Linked DNA regions of Homo sapiens: region 2 is linked to region 1. Evidence: read pairs that join two places in POLR2A ChIA-PET (ENCODE). Cell type or tissue: PC-9. All regions are shown on one strand. Links, peaks and the distances in the headings refer to the core of each region. The heading gives the core; the rest is flanking DNA.

Evidence for each region. Peaks named below come from ENCODE experiments on the same cell type or tissue, not always from the same donor. Only the 100,000 strongest peaks of a DNase experiment are listed, where the experiment ranks them.
Region 2: POLR2A ChIA-PET joins it to region 1 with 13 read pairs; 2 of 35 experiments call an interaction of 5 or more read pairs at or near these places.

The regions. Positions count from the first base shown.
Region 1 is chr20:38,245,027-38,255,402 of GRCh38, forward strand. KIAA1755 reads right to left here. Exons shown (of 14, transcript NM_001029864.2): 2 at 903-1,100. It overlaps LOC124904900 (a long non-coding RNA gene), which reads left to right and starts at 6,937. Exons shown (of 3, transcript XR_007067581.1): 1 at 6,937-8,244. RefSeq lists enhancers at 1,416-1,916, 7,943-8,535. In PC-9, for the core only: no CTCF peak of the experiment used is centred there; no DNase peak of the experiment used is centred there.
Region 2 is chr20:38,126,554-38,134,085 of GRCh38, forward strand. TGM2 (transglutaminase 2) reads right to left here. Exons shown (of 13, transcript NM_004613.4): 11 at 5,787-5,947; 12 at 4,540-4,676; 13 at 832-3,816. The coding sequence ends at 3,666. Among named protein-coding and RNA genes, the nearest start is that of TGM2, 35 kb to the right of the region's middle. In PC-9, for the core only: no CTCF peak of the experiment used is centred there; a DNase peak (open chromatin) is centred at 5,168; H3K27ac peaks cover 4,654 bases.

The DNA of each region.
Region 1 (10,376 bases), core at 3,179-8,178:
TCTCATCCTTTTCTTAAAACAGCTCCACCCTCTGACCATAGAGGTAGACACGTGACTCAAGCTTGGCCAATCCTGGTACCCCACTCCTCTGGCCACAGTGATTGGTCCAGGAATGGGCATATGACCCAAGCCTGGCCAATCAGGATCCTTCCTTGAGATTTTTCTATGTGCAGTGGATGGGAAAGAGTTTATTTTCCTCTCTAGGATAGAATATAAATCCTTGAGCTTCCCTGGGTTCCAGCCTTGTGGGAACACTTAGCCTGGAAGAATAATGCCAACAAGCAGCGCAAAGCAGAGACTAGGGACAGAAAGGATCTTCAAGGGATTTGATCAGTGGATCAACTTGGGCCTGAGGCCTGATCCACCCTTCCCTGGTTTGAGTGAGGATTCTGTCATTTGCAGCCAATGAGTCTGGCTAAAACACTTTTCTCTCCACTTTGCCTTGGCAGAGGCCTCCCTGAGATCTGAGTTTGAAGAGGTCACAGGGGAAGAAAGCAAGAGTCCTGATGCCTCAGGGGCTCCAGGGAAGCTCTAGGACCTTCTCTGCTATTTCCACTGAAGCTGCCTCACTTCACCAAAGGCACTTGGCAGTGCCCACAATGTCAGGCGCAGGGCAGGCTCCCCAAGACCAGGGAGCCCCCAAGGATGCCTTTACTCAGGCCTTCTTCTCTGCTGGTGACAGTACAATGTAATGAACTCATAGATGTCACAAGGTAAATCCCCTTCGATCTGGGGGGCTGATGTCTCCCCCTGGGCAAGCAATGATACTTGGAAAGTCCCCCCACACCCTCAGCTCCCCGTGAAACAAGACACAGGCCAGCCCACCTCCTTCTCTGCCCGCCTCTAGCCCCATGACTTTCTGGAACAGCTTGTTCCCTGTCCCTGTTTCCCTCTTGACTTACACAGGCTGCTTCTCGCACTTGCTCACACAGGCGCTTGGCAGGGATCAGGAAATCCAGAAGGAAGCTCAGCCCATCCCCCTGGAAGCCAGAGTCCAGGAGACGGAACACCTGACCCAGGACGGTGGGTGCTGTGGCCTCGAAAGGAGGATAGAGGCCCGCCAGGGCATGCTGGATGGCTGTGTCGAGGGATGGAGGGTCCTGTGGGGGACAGGAGGAGGGGGTGATAATAGCAATGATAATAAGGGCAGAGACCACTTCCCGTGACCTTCCAGGCCCCATATGCCTAAGGCCCCTGCTAATTCTCTGACCTCCTCTCCTACCCCACCCCCCTCACTCATCACTGCCAGCCACACTGGCCTTCTTTCCTGTCCCTCAAACACACTAGGCACAATCTCACCTCGGGGCCTTTGCACTGGCTGTTCCCTCTGCCTAGAATGCTCTTCCTCAAGACAGCCTCATTCCCACACCTCTTGCAGGTCTTTGCTCAAATGTCATCTGCTGATCCACGGAGACGTGGAGGAATAGGGGTGGGGGGTGGGCATTCAGGTCAGGGTCAAAGGGAAAGAGGATTTTGGCATTGCCCCAGTCTGACCGCCTGGCTGGCCTGCAGGCCTGCAGCCTGAAGCTGAGCCACGAGGGAAGCCCAGCCCAGACCAGACAGCCCCACTCCACATGCAGATGGGAGAGTGAGAATAAGTGATTGCTGTTTTGCCACTGAGCTTTGGGGTCATTTTTCACACAGCAATAACTGATACAAGTCCACGGCTGCAGACTGTACAGCCAGCTGCCTCCCATGGACCTCCTAGATGCCTCTCAGCCACCAACCGCCAACATATCAGACCCAACCTGGCAACTTCCCAAACCTGCTCCTCCCCCAGTCCTACCTCGGTGATGACCCCACCGCCCAGTCAGGCTCCTAGGCCAGAAATCTGCTCACAGCACTGCTTCTCCTCCTGCCTCCCAACCCACAATCAGCCCTCAGTGTGTCCCACACCACTTCCCCTCCACCAACAGCTCTCCAGCCAGGTGCTCCGCGCTGTCCCCTGCCCCCGCCCTGATCCAGGCTTCACCGCCTCTTCCAGGAAGGGATCCAGAAGGCAGTCAGCCCGTCCCCCTGGCAGTCAGAGTCCAGAAGAGGGAAAACTGGGCCCAGGACCCAGGATCACCTGACTCCTCTCTTTGGCTGCCAAATTCTCGTCTGCCTCACCCCAGCCATTTTCCACCAGGACCCCAGAGCGACCTTTCTCAAATGCAAACCAGACCTCATCAGTCTCTGCTCCAAACTCCTCAAAGGTTCCCACCGTCTTCAGGAAGCATCAGCCTCCAGGCATCCAGCTCCCCTGAGATCTGGCAGCTGCCCTCCGCCCCCGCCTCCCCTCCAGCCTCGCCACCCCTCTCCATGCTTCGGCCACAGTGGCACATGCCTTCCCTTGCTCACCTCGAGGCCACCGCACATGCAGTGGCTTCCTGCTGGAATGCCCTTCACTTCCACCCCTCCTCACCTGGCCAACTCCTCATTCAAGACTCAGGTCAGCTGTCAACTCCTCCAGGAGATTTTCTTGGGTGCCCCCAACTACCCCAGGGAGATCAGGTGTCCCCTTTTCTGGGATCCTATAGTACCCCTATTACAGCGGTTCCCATCTAAAGGCAGGTGTAATGGGTAGAATGACCTCCAATGACGCCCTCATCCTAATCTCTGGAACCTGTGAACGTGCTGTTACAAGACAAAGGGGAGTTAAGGCTACCAATGGAATTAAGTTTGCTAATCAGCTGACTTTAAAACAAGGAGACCATCCTGGATTAGACAAATGGGCCCAGTGTAATCACCAGGTGGAAGAGGATGCAGAAGAGGGAAGGGTAAGAGGAAATGTGACTATGGGCCAGGGGTGGTGGCTCACACCTGTAATCCCAGCACTCTGGGAAGCTGAGGTGGGAGGATCGCCTGAGGCTAGGAATTTGAGACCAGCCTGGGCAACATAGTGAGATCCCATCTCTTATTACATTAAAAATCGTAAATAGGCTGGGTGTGGTGGCTCATGCCTGTATCCCAGCACTTTGGGAGGCTGAGGTGGGTGGATCCCTTGAGGTCAGGAGTTCAAGGCCAGCCTGGCCAACATAGCAAAACCCCATCTTTACTAAAAATACAAAAAAGTAGCCCGGTGTGGTGATGCATGCCTGTAATCCCAGCTACTCGGGAGGCCAAGGCATGAGAATTGCTTGAACCTGGGAGATGGAGGTTTCAGTGAGCCAAGATGGCGCCACTGCACTCCAGCCTAGGCGACAGAGCAATAATAAATAAAATAAAATAATAAATAAATAGCGGAAATATGACAACGGAAGCAGGATCAGAGAGATGTGATGTTGCTGGCTTGGAACATAGAGCGGGAGCCAAGGAATGCGGGCGTCTCCTAGAAGCTGGAGAAGGCAAGCAAATGGATTCTCCCCTAGAGCCTCCAGAAGAGAAATAGCCCTGCCAAGACTTTGTTTTTGGCCCAGTGAAATGCATGTCAGGCCTCTGATCTTTTATTACCTGCAAGGTACTATACTTGTGTAGCTTGAAACTAAAGTGCATGATCATTTGCTACGGTGGCAACAGGAGGCAGGTACAGTAAGCACTGGCTTCTTTTCCTCTTTGGGGCCTCGGTGTCTGCACAGGACCAGGCACAAACAGGTGCTTCATAAATTTTATGGCAGAAGAAACAAAATGTCCCTCTCTGAATCACAATTTTTCTTTTCCTTTTCTTGTCTTCTCTTTATTATTATTATTATTATTATTATTATTATTTTTGAGACAGAGTCTTGCTCTGTTGCCCAGGCTGGAGTGCAGTGTTCCGATCTCTGCTTGCTGCAGCCTCCGCCTTCTGGGTTGAAGCGATTCTCCTGCCTCAGCCCGAGTAGCTGGAATTACAGGGATGAGCCACCGTGCTTGGCCTTTTTGTTTGTTTGTTTGTTTGTTTGTTTTTAAAGACAAGATCTTGCTCTGTTGCCCAGACTGGAGTGCAGTGGTGCTATCTCGGCTCACTGCAGTCTTGACTTCCTGGGCTCCAGCAATCCTTCCACCTCAGCCTCCCGAGTAGCTGTGGACCACAGGCACCCACCACCATGCCTAGCTAATTTTTGTATTTTTGGTAGAGATGGGGTTTCACCATGTTGCCCAGGCTGGTCTTGAACTCCTGAGCTCAAGCTAGCCACCCGTCTCGCCTTCCCAAAATGCTGGGATTAGAGGCATGAACCACCACGCCTGGTCAGAACCACCATTTTTCTGTCAAATAGACAAGTTGGACTAGGCCAGAGGTTTCCACCCAGGTATGGTCTTAGGACCCATAGGTCATGAGCCTCACGGGGGCCCTTCTGGTTGCCCCAGCCTGGTTGCAAGCTCCAGGTCCACCTGTTGCCCAGGGGGGCAAAGGGAGATGAGAATAAATAAGGACCCCACTCAAAGGGAGCTTACTTAAGGAGGGAAAAATCATTTTAGTAAATGAGGCCCCTGAAGAAAGAGAAATACAATAGGAACTCTGAGGAGGAGGAGGGTGGCATTTCTCAATGCCAGCAAGATTCCAATGCCAGGAGGCTTTTACAGAGGACTGAGGCTCCCTCCCACCCGTAGCCCACACAGTGCTGGGCGCAGGGGACCGCCATCACTATTTGTAGAATGAATGAGTGAATGAATGAGTGTCCACAGCCCATTGTGATGGAAACAGGGTCCGGGCACTGCCGTGGCAGTGAGCTCAGAGAGGATGATGGACCGACAGGCATCTGGTGCTGAAATCACATGTACCCAGGAGGTTTTACACTGAGGTGGAGGGAGGGGCCTTCAACTTGGCAGAACAGGGAAGGTCTCATCTGGCCCGGTGTCCTCTTCTAATCCCCCCCCAACCCCCACCAATCATGGTCAAACTCTGACATTTCCCACCCCATGCAATCCTGGGAGCAGTCCCTTCCCCTGCCAGGTGCCCTCCCCACTCCCTCCCTCCTCTCTCCTGAGACTTGGGCTCTGGCCTCTCTGTTGAGACGTTGGCTCCAGCCTCTCTGTGCAGCCTTGAGTAGGTCCTTTCCCTCTCTGGGCCTCTTTCCTTGTGTAAAGAAAGCATATTGAGCTGGGCTAAGCTTGATTTGTTTTGGTTTTGGAAATTTAATCATTCATGATGACTTTTATGATGTTTAGCATCTCCTCATACCATGCATACTATTAGCACTTACTATTTTTCTTCAAATCCACTCACTTTTTCAAAACTTACATAATTGTGTTTTTCAATGAGACTCTGTATCATCACAGTGGTTATGCAAGTGCAGCCAGACTGCCCGGGTTCAAACTCTGGTTCTGTCACTTACTGGTTGTGTGTACCTGGCAAGTCAGATTTAACTCGTTGTGCCTCAGTTTCCTCATCTGTAAAATGGAGACTGTAATTACACCCACCTTAAGGAGTTGATCAAGATTGGGTGTATTGAGGTAATACATGCGAATTCTCTGCACAGGACTAGAATTTAGTAGGTGCTCATTAAGTAAGAGCCATCACTACAATTTCTGTGGTCATATTATTATTATTATTATTATTATGGTGTGTGTGTGTGTGTGTGTGTGTCTGTGTGTGTGTGTGTGTGTGTGTGGTTTTAAGGAGCAGAAAGTTTAATAGGCAAGAAAGAAAGAAGGAAGAAGAAAACAGTTCCCCTGTATGGAGACAGAGGGAGGAGGATTCTAACAAAGAGAAAACCCCGTGTGCTGCAGAAAAGTGGCTGCTTCTACGAGGAGGTTGGAGGAGATGGTGTCTGATTTGCATAGGGCTCAAGGGATTGGTTTGACCAGGCATGTCACTCATGTAGCCCACGAAAAAACTGGCCCTACTACCCTAGCTTTTTAATATGCAAATGCAGGGCGCCATGATGTTCTACACAGGTGGGGATATGTGGGGGCGGCCATGTTACCAGGCACATGTGGGGGCAAGGGCAAGAAGAAGAAGGTAGGAATCACCATGTTTGGGTGGATCTGTGGCAATATTATAACTGTTATTACATCATCACTATAAATGGAGAAATAACTGTAAACTGGCATAAATCGAATGTAACTCCAAAAATAAACTGATGATGCATTGGATGGTTTTTGTATTATTTCATTTATTAAAATATATTTAAATATATTACTTATATAAAGTATATTTTTTGTTTACTGTTTGTATTTCTGTGAAAATAAACTACTTTAAAAAATAAAAATAAACAATGAAAACGAATAGTACCATTAAATTCTAGGGACATCTGGTCACCTCTTGGAGCCTAAGGGGGTCTTCTCCCTCTCTTTCTCCCAAATGCATCAGAGAGATGTTAAAGACATCTTATCCCCAGAGGAAGTCTTTCTCCTTAGGTCTGGAGAAGCTCAGGGAATTTGAAAGGGACTGATTGTCCATCACATGGTTCCATGTCATTTAGTTCCAGTCTGTGACATACCTTGTGTCTAACCAGGCCCGCATTCCTGGCCCCTATACTATGCTCATGACCTTCTGGACTGACCCAGGGAACCTTGTAGTGCAGAGGGACATAGAAAACTACCTGCTCACAGTGGTTATACCTGGGCAATGGAGTGGGGGTGGGGGGATGTGTATACTTCTATTTCAATGTCTTTGCAATGAGCCACTGCTATTATAGTCTTTTTTTTTTTTTTTTGAGACAGAGTCTCACTTTGTCACCCAGGCTGGAGTACAGTGATGCAATCTTGGCTCACTGCAACCTCCGCCTCCCGGGCTCAAGTGATTCTTCTGCTTCAGCCTCCCATGTAGCTGGGATTATAGGCACCCACCACCGCGCCCAGCTAATTTTTGTAGTTTTAGTAGAGATGCAGTTTCACCATGTTGGCCAAGCTGGTCTTGAACTCCTGACCTCAGGTGATCCGCCCTCCTCGGCCTCCTGAAGTGCTGAGATTACAGGCATGAGACACTGTGCCTGGCCCCATTATAATCTTAAGTATCATTTTCGTCAAGTAAAATAAACAAATTTAAAGGGCACAGGTTGATGCCTTTTTAACCTATGTATGAGCCCCTGTAACCACTTACCCAGATCAAGAGACAAAAGAGCTCCATACTCCAGAGAGAGGCCCCTTGCCAGTTGTCTATGTCATCACTGTGGTCTGCATCCTAACCTCAGGGAAACAGTGAGTTAAACTATCTTTCCCTGATGTGCCTCAGTTTCCCCTTCTGCACATAGATGGGATTCTGATTCCTATCCTACCTCACTCAGATGATTGTTCTAGACACACAAGGAGCTAATTAATGGATGTACAGGGTCTTGGGGAAAGTCAAAGGCATGGCCGCTGCTGTTATTGCTATTCATTCTTACTTATTTTCACTCATCCTGTCAGCCCAAGCTTAAGTCCCAGCCTCTGTGTGAAGCATCCCCCATCTCCTGGTCCCTCCCTGTGTCCACTACTGTCACCCCAATGATAACAACAGTCTCCAGGCGGCTACTGTGCCCAGGTCCCCTACTTGCATTCTCTTGCTTAGCCCACACAACGATGCCAGGAGCCAAGTAGGAATGACCCGTTTTGCAAGTCAAGAAACCGAGGCTGATCTTGCCCAAGACCGCACAGAAGAGAAAGACAGAGCCAGGATCCAATCCAGATTGGGGCCTGCCAAGTCTGCCCAGATCTTCCCCTGTTTCCTGCCGCCCCCTCTGCCTGGGGACCACCAGCTGTGGGGACTGACGATCCCAGCTGCCTGTCCTTCCCAGTTTCTAGTAGAGCCTGAAGAAACTGTTTACCTCTCACAGAGCAAGGCTCAGAGACCGGGACACCCTTAGCTTTCACAAATTGGCTTGGTTTGCCACACACTGTTACCATTTAAGGGGCAGCCAGTAAAAAGGAAGTATGTTCCGAGTTAACAGAGCTCCGAGCTCTTGGCCAGCACATTACCCACTACAGGCCTGAACCCCAGGGGCTCATAAGCCATCCAAGTATTGGAGGAAGCACACTGTGGTGGGTGTGGGGGTGCCCAGGCGGCTGCAGGAAGGAACGCTAGCCACTCTCATTCCCAATCCACCCGGCAGCCCAGCCTGGGACCACAGGAACCCAAACACCAGACGTGGGCCCCTCAGCATGATTTCCATGAAACTTAATAGATGTGTTTCCATTCCTTCCCAGTGAACACAGCCCGCAGCCCGGCAGGAGCCAGGCTGTTCCCAGGCAGGAGCCAGCGGGTGTGAGGCTGAAAAGGAAGAAGGTGAGACGAGCCACAGCCCCCTCCCCTGCAGCCCAAGGTCAGAGAAGGAGCTCATCAAGGGGACAGGCAGAACCAGGCCCGCACTGCTGGCTCCTATACCATGCTCACGACCTTCTGGACTGACCCAGGGAAGCTTGCAGGTTAGGAGGGACTACTTGCTCACAGCGGTTATAACCTGGGCAGGGGAGTAGGGGCGTGCGTATACTTCCATTTCAATGTCTTTGCAATGAGCTGCTATTATTATAATCTTAAATACCATTTTTATCAAGTAAAATAAACAAATATAAAAGGCATAGGATGATGCCTTTTTACCTATGTATGAACCCTGTAACCACTTACCCAGATCAAGAGACAAAAGACCTCCACCACTCCAGAAAGAGGCCCCTTGCCAGCCAACTCTCCCACCCCTGACTATTGGAATTTTTTTTAAAGAAAACAGTGTCATACCGTATGATCTATAGTATGAATAAAACCATGTAAGCCTAGAAAAAACTCCAAGTGGACATTAAGTAAAGTGTTAACTGCAGTTACCCCTGAGGGCTGTGCGGGGCAGGGGCCTCGTAAGGCAGCCTTTTAATTTTCTTCATAGTTTCCCGGATTTTCCAAACATTCCGTAACCAGCTTGTATAGCTTTTATAATTAGGAGGGGAAAAAATAAAAGTGTGAGAGTATGTGTTTTTAAGGCTGGTTCCCTTTGTAAATGGTCTCACCAGATGTTGTTAGCTGGACTTTCTGAGATGTGGATTAAGCTTTTCTTTTCTTTTCTTTTCAAGAAAGAGTTTTGCTCTTGTTGCCCAGGCTGGAGTGCAATGGTGCCATCTCGACTCACTGCAACCTCTGCCTCCTGGGTTCAAGCGATTCTCCTGCCTCAGCCTCCCAGGTAGCTGGGATTACGGGCACCTGCCAACACGCCCAGCTAATTTTTTGTATTTTTAGTAGAGACAGGGTTTCATCATGTTGGCCAGGCTGGTCTAAAACTCCTGACCTCAGGTGATCCACCCACCTTGGCCTCCCAAAGTGCTGGGATTACAGTCATGAGCCACTGCACCCAGCTGGACTGAGCTTTTCTTAAAGGTCCAGATTTATCCATTTACTGCAACGGGCAAAGATTTTAGTATCACTTAGCATCTGCCGCCTCCTTACTTGGGAAGAGAGGACTGAGAAAAGCCAAAATGGACAGAGTCCTAGGGCTACCTTCAAGCTCTGCCCTGTTCCTTGGGGAAAAAAAAAATGCCTAGGGAGGGTGAGATTATGCCCCTGACTCTCTGGGTGATCCTGGCCTCAGTTTCCCCACCTATAAAAGGGAGGCACTAAGCATATCTATCTCCAAGGGCCCTTCCAGTAGGGGCATTCTAGAATTCAAAGTATAATCAGGGGCCGGGTGCAGTGGCTCATGCCTATAATCCCAGCACTTTGGGAGGCTGAGACAGGAGGATCTCTTGGGGCCAGAAGTTCGAGACTAGCCTGGCCAACATAGTGACAGCCTGTCTCTATAAAAAATAGGAAAACTTAGCCAGGCATGGTAGCTCATGGTAGTCCCAGTTACTTTAGGCACTGAGACAGAAGGATCGCTTAAGCCCAGGAGGTGGAGACTGCAGTAAACTATGATCACACCACTGTACTCCAGCCTGGGCAGAGCGAGTCCCCAACTCCAAAAAAAAAAAAAAGTATAATCTATTTCAGGAAGGTTTGGAGCTGGGATGTGGTTTCTGAATGGGATCAGTTAATCCTCAGTTGGTGAGAAGGTTTAAAAAGATCTGTCTTGGCTGGGCACGGTGGCTCATGCCTGTAATCCCAGTACTTTGGGAGGCTGAGGCAGGCAGATCACCTGATGTCAGGAGTTCGAGACCAGCCTGGCCAACATAGTGCAACCCTGTCTCTACTAAAAATACAAAAACTAGCCGGGTGTGGTGGCGGGTGCTGAAAATCACAGCTACTCAGAAGGCCGAGGCAGGAGAATTGCTTGAAACTGGGAGGCAGAAGCTGCAGTGAGCAGAGATTGGGCCACTGCACCCCAGCCTGGGTGACAGAGTGAGATCTGTCTCAAAAAAAAAAAAAATCTGTCTCTTCCATCTTCCTGCCTCAGGCCTAGGGAGAGTCAGTCTAAACCAACAGCCACAGGTATAAATAAGTGCTTCCAGGGGCCTGACAGGTAACATGAAGACAGACACTGGCTGAGTGTGAGAAAGCACTCACTTCCACCCTTTGGAGATAGTCAGCCTCAGCACCAGGGAAGCAATGGGGAATAGAGGGGCTTGGGGCACACACCCCC
Region 2 (7,532 bases), core at 2,533-7,532, 120 kb before region 1:
GATCAGGGAGGCCTGTGCACCTGCCCAGTGTCAGCAGCCCTGGCTGGAGCAGCCCTGCCCCTGCTGTATAGCCGGGAGGCTGTTCAGGCCTGGAAGCCAGAGTTGGCAGCCCTTGTTGGGGCTGTGCCCTGACCCTGCCCTCAGGGTGCTCCGGAAGAAGGGACAGGCACAGAAACTGCTATTCCTAACTAAGGCTGCCGAGTATCCAGTATCGTAAAGGTCTGGGGAGGTCAAGGCAGTTGGCTGCAGTCCAGGAAGGCTTCACAAAGGAGGCCTCCTTGGGGCAGGGTTTTGCAGGTTGAGTAAGAGTTCATTAGGTAGAGAGGATAGTAAAAGTGTTTTTAGCACAGGGAATGGCAATAGGTCCCAACTACTCCATCCTTGCCCTTGCTTACCCTCTCTGTATTTCAGGGGGCTGGAAGTTGGAAAATGACATTTTCCAGAGCTGCTTCCCAGCCGGTTTCAGGTTGGGATCTGCCAGTGGGAAAGAGGCCTGAGGAGGGGAGATGCCAGCCTGCCTCTGGCTGCAGCCTCAGGTGGCTTCCGCAGGCTCTGTATTTCCCAGCAGCTATGTTGGTTCTAGGGCTGTGGGCGCCAGCTCGTGGGCTTTGCAGCTGCTTCCCAATTTCTAGGTCACACTCCTTCTCCCATCTGCTCCTCTGCCCCTTTGGATACTTCTGGAATGAACTTCCTCTATGAACTCCCTCTCTGCCTGAAATAGTAGTGCGGTTTCTGTTTTCCAGCTGGTGACTCACTGATACAATTATCAAGCCACCCAGCCAGCACCAGGTTGTAGCGTCCAAGGAACAGAAGGATTCGGCACCCAGAACACGTGATGTCATGTTTTTATTTTGATTTATTTTTTATGTGCATGTCATGTCTTTCTACATGACTTCCCAAGGGTGGGGACTGTCCCCATCATCTATTCATTCAACAGATACTCATGAGTGCTTCGATGGTGGGGAATGAGATGAATGACCAAGTCTGCACATCCACGGAATCGCAGTCTAGACCTGCTTCATCCAGTACTAGCCAGACTGGCTACCGAGCACTTGAAATGCAGCTAGTTCAAATTGAGACCTGCTGTCAGTATAAAACACACACCACATTTCAAAGATTGAGTACAAAAATAAGAAGGTCAAATACCTTACTAATTCTTATATTGATTACATGTTGAAATAATGTTTTGGATATATTGGATTAAATAAAATACATTATTAAAGCTAATTCCACCTATGGCTTTTTTACTGTTTTCAATGTGGTCACTAGAAAATTCTAAATTACATATGTGGCTTGCATTTGTGGCTCATGTATTATTTCTATGGGACAGCACAGGTCTTGTGGGAGTTGAGTTAGGAAACATTCATTTACCAATTCAGCATTTATTAGTGTATTTAAGAGATACGTGGTCCCTGCCTCGAGGGCTTCAGATAGGATGGAGAAGGGGACAGATAGGCCAACGTGGAAGTAAAATTTACTGTGATAAATGTTTGAATTGGTCCATATTCCAGGACTCTGGGGACCCGAAAAGATATCAAGGAAGGTTTCACAGAAGAGGTGACTTTGGTGTTAAGCATTATAGGATGAGTAGGAGTTTGCCAAGCAGGGAAAGAAAAGGAGGGGCACTCCAGGCTCAGGGAACTACATACACAAAAGCCAAGAGGTAGACAACTACGCAGGGTGTTCTGGGGATACAGGAAGTTAATTGTGGCCCAAAAACAGACTGTTGGTGGAAGGGGCCGGAGATGGAGCCAGCCTGTGTAGGACCTTGAATGCCAGTAAAGTTTAAACGCAGGGACAGGGCTGAGGCTCAGGAAAGACTCCTAGGCAGGAAGTGGGGGTCCAGGTGTGAGCGAGCTCACCTACCCATCTCCCTCCAAACTCATAAAGGAACAGACCAGACCTAGTTTGAGTGTGAAAAATAAACTATTTTATTTCAGTGTTTGCTCCTTGCGGTTCAGAAGCACATCTACTGCCTGGTTGGAACCCAAGGCTTTTATAAAACCGTAGAGAAATAGAGCTCTATGTATAGAGAAAATATACATGTTGATTAATTGTGTGACTCTTTCCTGTGCAAAGCAGAAAGTTCTAAATGCAACAGCATGATTCTCTCCAAGTCCTTCCCTGGGATTTGGGGGGCCCTGGAGGCTGTGATCTCACCTCCAATAGAGAATCCCCAATTCTTCCAGCCCAAGGGAGGCCCAGTCATGTAGAAAGAGCAGGAGATAAAGTCAAAGCTGACAACTCATGGGTTCCCCAAGCTTCCTCCGGGGCAGGGGCTATGTTTGGGGGCCTTAGCCCTGCAAAGAAGGGGTAGCTGGGGTGCCAACCTTGTTGGTTAGTGACCAGCACTGGCAGCTAAGGCTGTTGGGAAGTCTAGGCATTGCAGCGGGCAGGCTCATGGGTAGAGCAGGGGTGTCCAGGGCTCTTCTCCCCTAGAACTGGGGTCTGAAGGGTGGTACCTGGGCATAGGAAGGAACCAGGACAGGGCTGGGGACAGAAGGTGGTCACAGTCATGGTTTCACTCTCAGAAATATCCTGGGCCTATGGCTTAAGGCTTCGTGGAGCAGGGAGTGGACCTTGTGGTTATTTACAAGGCTGGGCCATATAAAAGCATTGCAAACATGGAGTGGAGAGGATCCTTGGAGATGAGCTGGTTCAATCACTCCTCTGACCAACAAGGAAACAAAGGCCCAGAGAGGAGAAGGCAGTGCCTGGCCAGACGTGGGACCTGAACCCAGCCAGGGCTCTGACTCCCAGTCCCCCAGTCCCCTCTCTACCTCCTTGTCTTGGCTGAGTCTTTTTTTGATAAAGGCCCCAGACAGCCTCTCCGACAGTCTCAGGTCAGGCTGGGGTTATAAATGGAGCAGTGGACTCAGAGTCAGAGGCCCAGACTCTGCTCTTGGGCCTTCACATTACCCAGCCTTGCTAATAACCACGAGGCCACTGGTGTGGAGGGGGCTGCCTCCTCTCTCTAAGCCTCAGTCTCCTTATCCTGGAAGCAGCGCCCACAACAGTTTCCCATGGTGATTAAATGGGTTGGAGGCCCCGTGAGCCCCAGCAAGTGTGGGAGGCACCCAGCACATAGTAGGTGCTTCACAATGGTGAGGTTGAGGGGGAGGGCTATTAAGCTTGGGCTGCTGGGATGTGGAGGGGACCTTGGGCCTATCACTGTCCCCACCCAGCTCTGGCTGTCCCAAGGGCCCCTGGAGCTGGGTGCAGTCATGGGAAGAGGTACGGGATGCAGTCTAGGGAGCTGGATTCCCTGATCCAGCCAAGGGGCATGCTGTCCCTTTTTTGCCTGCTCCAAGGAGCTATGAAGTAGATCAAACAATATGGTGGGTGGTCAATGGCTTTCCAAAGGGCATCTGGGCAGGAGAGGGAATGTAGGTCTTTCCTCTCTCACCCCAGCCCCAGTCAGCCAAGGTCAGGGCTCCCACTGTTTCTGGCACAGAGCATTCCTCACAGCAAAGGGGGTGAGTGGGGACCCACAGGCTCAGGAGGCTGAGATGGGCCAGGGGCACATTCCATTTCCGAGAGCCCCCATAGGCTGCCCACCCTGCCCTGGGGTCTGGGGCCCAAGAAGGGGCATATTTTGCTCACTAGCTTGGGATAAGGATTGGGATCAAGGTGGGGGCTCTCAGCAGGCTGGGAGCAGGGGTCCCTTAGGCGGGGCCAATGATGACATTCCGGAAGCCCTTCACAGCCTTCAGCTTGTCGCTCTCGAAGTTCACCACCAGCTTGTGGAGGCCCATGTGGAGCGGCAGCAGGTCCATTCTCACCTTAACTTCCTCCCCTGCCTCCACGGGGTCTGGGCTGCAGGGAGAGAGGGGGTGGTGAGGAAAGGGGCCCAAGGCCTGGCTCCCGCATGCTGGGGTCCAGCCAGGAAGTCACGTGACCTCCGAGGATCAGCACAGCGTGTCCATGAATGGGCCTCATTCTCGGCCCTCTGCGGGGCCTGGACAATCTGCCCTCCTAGAGTGAACAGTGCCTGTGCACGCATGTGTGTCCGTGTGCATAAAAGCAGATGGTGCATTTAGGGGCACAAGGGGATAGGCTCAGGTAGCCGTGTGTGTGAAAATGTATTGAGCTGTACATAGGTGATCTGTGCTTTTTACTGTATATAAGTTACATTACAGTAAAAAAGTAAAAAAGAAGTGTGTGCTCGTATGTATGTGTGCAGCTACGTATCTATGTGGAAACACCCACGCATGCATATGTGTGTGCATGCTCATGTGTGGACATTCGGAGGGCAGATACCTGTCTATGTGAGGATGCACGTGTCTGCAGGTGAGCGCCTATTGACGGATGATGTCACTGTGGAGGTCTGTGGCAGATCTGTGCATGGGTGGTGTCAGCATTGACAGAGAATGTGACGGTGGGAACTCTAGCCCCAGGGTGTCTGGGAGTGGGCACAGCTGTGTGGGAGATGAGAGGAGGGGATTTTCAGCCAGGGCTTGGTACCTAAGGACAGTCTCTACCCCCACCGGCATCTGCCCGCTTCCCCCAGGCCCCAAAGCTAGAGCAGCCAGCACTTACATCTCCACCGTCTTCTGCTCCTCAGTCAGGCCGGCCCCCTCCACAGTGAAGGTGCAGCCTTCCAGGGCCACAGGGAGCGGGTTCTGCAGGGACACCTCAGCCACCAGCTTGCGTTTCTGCTTGGGCTCCCCAAGGATCTGGAAGAGGGCATGGGGCAGATGTCAAGGGCAGGTGGGATCCAGGCTGGGCTGTCTGCATTCACTGCAATTTGGCCCAATATTTGCTGAACAAAGCTGTACCCAGGTCTGCCACGATCACCCCCCCTCCCCCCACCTCTGTGCCTCAGTTTCTTCATCGGGAAAACACCGATTGTGCTACCGGCCCAGGTCTCCTGCATGGAGCTGCAATGAGGCTCCACGTGACCCAGGGGATGTCCAAAGTGCCTCCCTTGTCCCAGGGTCTGGAGGGGAAAGATCACAGGCTTTTGAGCCAGGCTGATCTCTGCCTCTTCTTCACTGTGTGACCTGGGGAAGTTACTCCCCACTCTGTACACCTTGGATTCTTCATGGGAGAGAAATGCCTGACTGAGGGTTCTTGTGAGGATTAACTGAGCTAATATGTGCAAGCTTCCAGCAGAATGTCTGACACACTGCTCACTGCCGCTCCCTCTGCTGTTTACCATTTAAGTGTAATTGTTGCCCTTAGGGGTTGTGGGCTGCGGCTCCTCTAAGTGAAGGGCTATAATGATGATGATGGCGATGATAAGGATAGTTAGCTTTCAGTGAGCCCTTATCATGTGCTGAGGATGGCTCTATGTGTTTCCTGTGGATATGCTTTTAATTCTTACAACACCCCTCAGTGCTATTATTAACCCCATGTTACAGATGAATAAACTGAGGCACAGAGGGGCAAACTCACATGCCCAGGGCTGCCCTGGTACAAATTCAGGCAGTGAGACTCTAGTCTGTGCCCTTCACTCCCCCACCCCACCCTGCCCCACCAGTGCCCAGTGCCTGGGGGTTCCAGCCTTAGTAGTATAGCATTTGAAGGATTCATGACTCTAAGATCCCCAAATTCCATGACCCTAACACTCTGGGATTTTCAGATTCATTCCTAGAGGCTACGAGTCCCCAATTCTCTAGGCTTCATGATGCTTTTCTTCGATGAGGCTAGGATTTGAGGATCGCTAAGGCACCAAAGGTCTGGAGCTTGCAGGGATGCAGGTGTGTGGGGTGGGGGTAGGGATCTGCCCTCTCCCCAGCGCTGAGCTGCCCTGGGACCCTGCCCCTTGCCCAGCCTGCCCTTACCCGGATCTTGATTTCTGGATTCTCCAGGTAGAGGTCCCTCTCAGCCAGCAGGTAGCTGTTGATAACTGGCTCCACGAGGAGGGCCCGCACCTTGATGAGGTTGGACTCCGTAAGGCAGTCACGGTATTTCTCATAGAGGATGCAAAGAGGAACGCTCTTCTCTGCAGAAGGGGAGAAAGGAGGGTGCTCATGATGCAGAATCACCCCTCCCAACTCTCTTGCAACTCCAAGAGGCACAGAGAGGGGAAGGAATGTGCTTGGGGTCACACAGCGGGGGAATGGCTGGGCGGATCCCTGAACTCCCCACTGTGGCTCCAGGGTTCCCAGCGAGGAGCTGGAGAGTGGACACTGAGCAGCGGGTAGAGGACGCACTTGGACTCCCACGGGCCTTGGTTCTAATCCTGCCTTTGCCTCTTCTAATGGGTGACCCCGCGTGAGCCACTCCACCTCCCAGGTCCTCGATGTTTGGATCTGCGTGGCACAGGCACTCCTAAGGCTGTGGGAGGATGAGCTGAGCGAGTGTCCCGGAAGAGCCTGGTGCGCTCGGGACTCAGGGTGTGTGAGCCGCGGGCCCTTCATCCTGGGGAGGATCAGAGCCGACATCTGCTTGCTGCACCAGGCACTGCACTTCCCACGGCGGGCTCCTACTTCACCTACATGACAACCCTAAAAGGCTTGTACGTGTATTACCACCCAACTTACAGATGAGAAAACTGAGTCTCCAGCAGGTGAAATAACGTTGTCCTAGGTCACACAGCTGATATGTACTGTGCAGGCATCTGGACTAATAATCCAGATCTTAGAGTCCAACAATATGGTCCACACTCACTGAAGAATGCCTCTCATGGACATAAGGTCATTTCCCTCCACGAGGCTCGTGATGCTGTACCCGTTGCACAGATGAAGAATCACCTCTGCCAGTAAGTGCTCAGATTGGGAGACTTGCCTCAGGCCCTGTCTGGCCACTCACTGGCTGTGTGAGCCCGGGGAGATGACCTCCCCTCTCTGTTTCCCCTCTGTTTCCTCTCTGTTCCCAGATCTTATCACCTGCTGGGCAGAGGTAAGACCAAGGGTCGTTGCAGAGCAAAAGCCGCACAGTGATATGGGGATGAGAAAGAAGATGGCAGGAACAAAGCTACCCACTGAAGTGTGGTTCTTAGCCCCATGTTTCTGAAAAGAACACTGAGGCTGGAGGACCTTAGCAGTTTAGCATTTTAAGGATTCATGTAGTTTAGCATTTAAGAAAACAGACCTGGGGTCTGTTTGTAGGAGGCAGGGAGGAGCAGTAAATAAATACAAGTAGTTGGGTGTAGTGGCTCGCGCCTGTAATCCCAGCACTTTGGGAGGCTGAGGCAGGAGGATTGCTTGAGCCCAGGAGTTTGAGACCAGCCTGAGCAACATAGTGAGACCCCGTCTCTATAAAAAATACAAAAATTCAAGCCGGGAGTGGTGGGGTGAGCCTATAGTTCCAGCTACTTGGGAGGCTGAGGTGGGAGGATCGCTTGGGCCTGGAAGGTCGAGGCTGCAGTGAGCCGTGATTGCACCACTGCACTCCAGCCTGGGCAACAGAGTGAGACCCTGTCTCAAGGGGGAAAAAAAGAGAGAAAATACAAACAAAGTCATGCATATTCAATTCTGGCCAGATACAGTGATGTGCTGTGGACTCTGAGTTTCAGACCTGAGTCTACTGCTAAAGAGGGAGATTGGCAAGGCTTAGGAGGCCAGAGGCAAATCAGCACCCTCAGA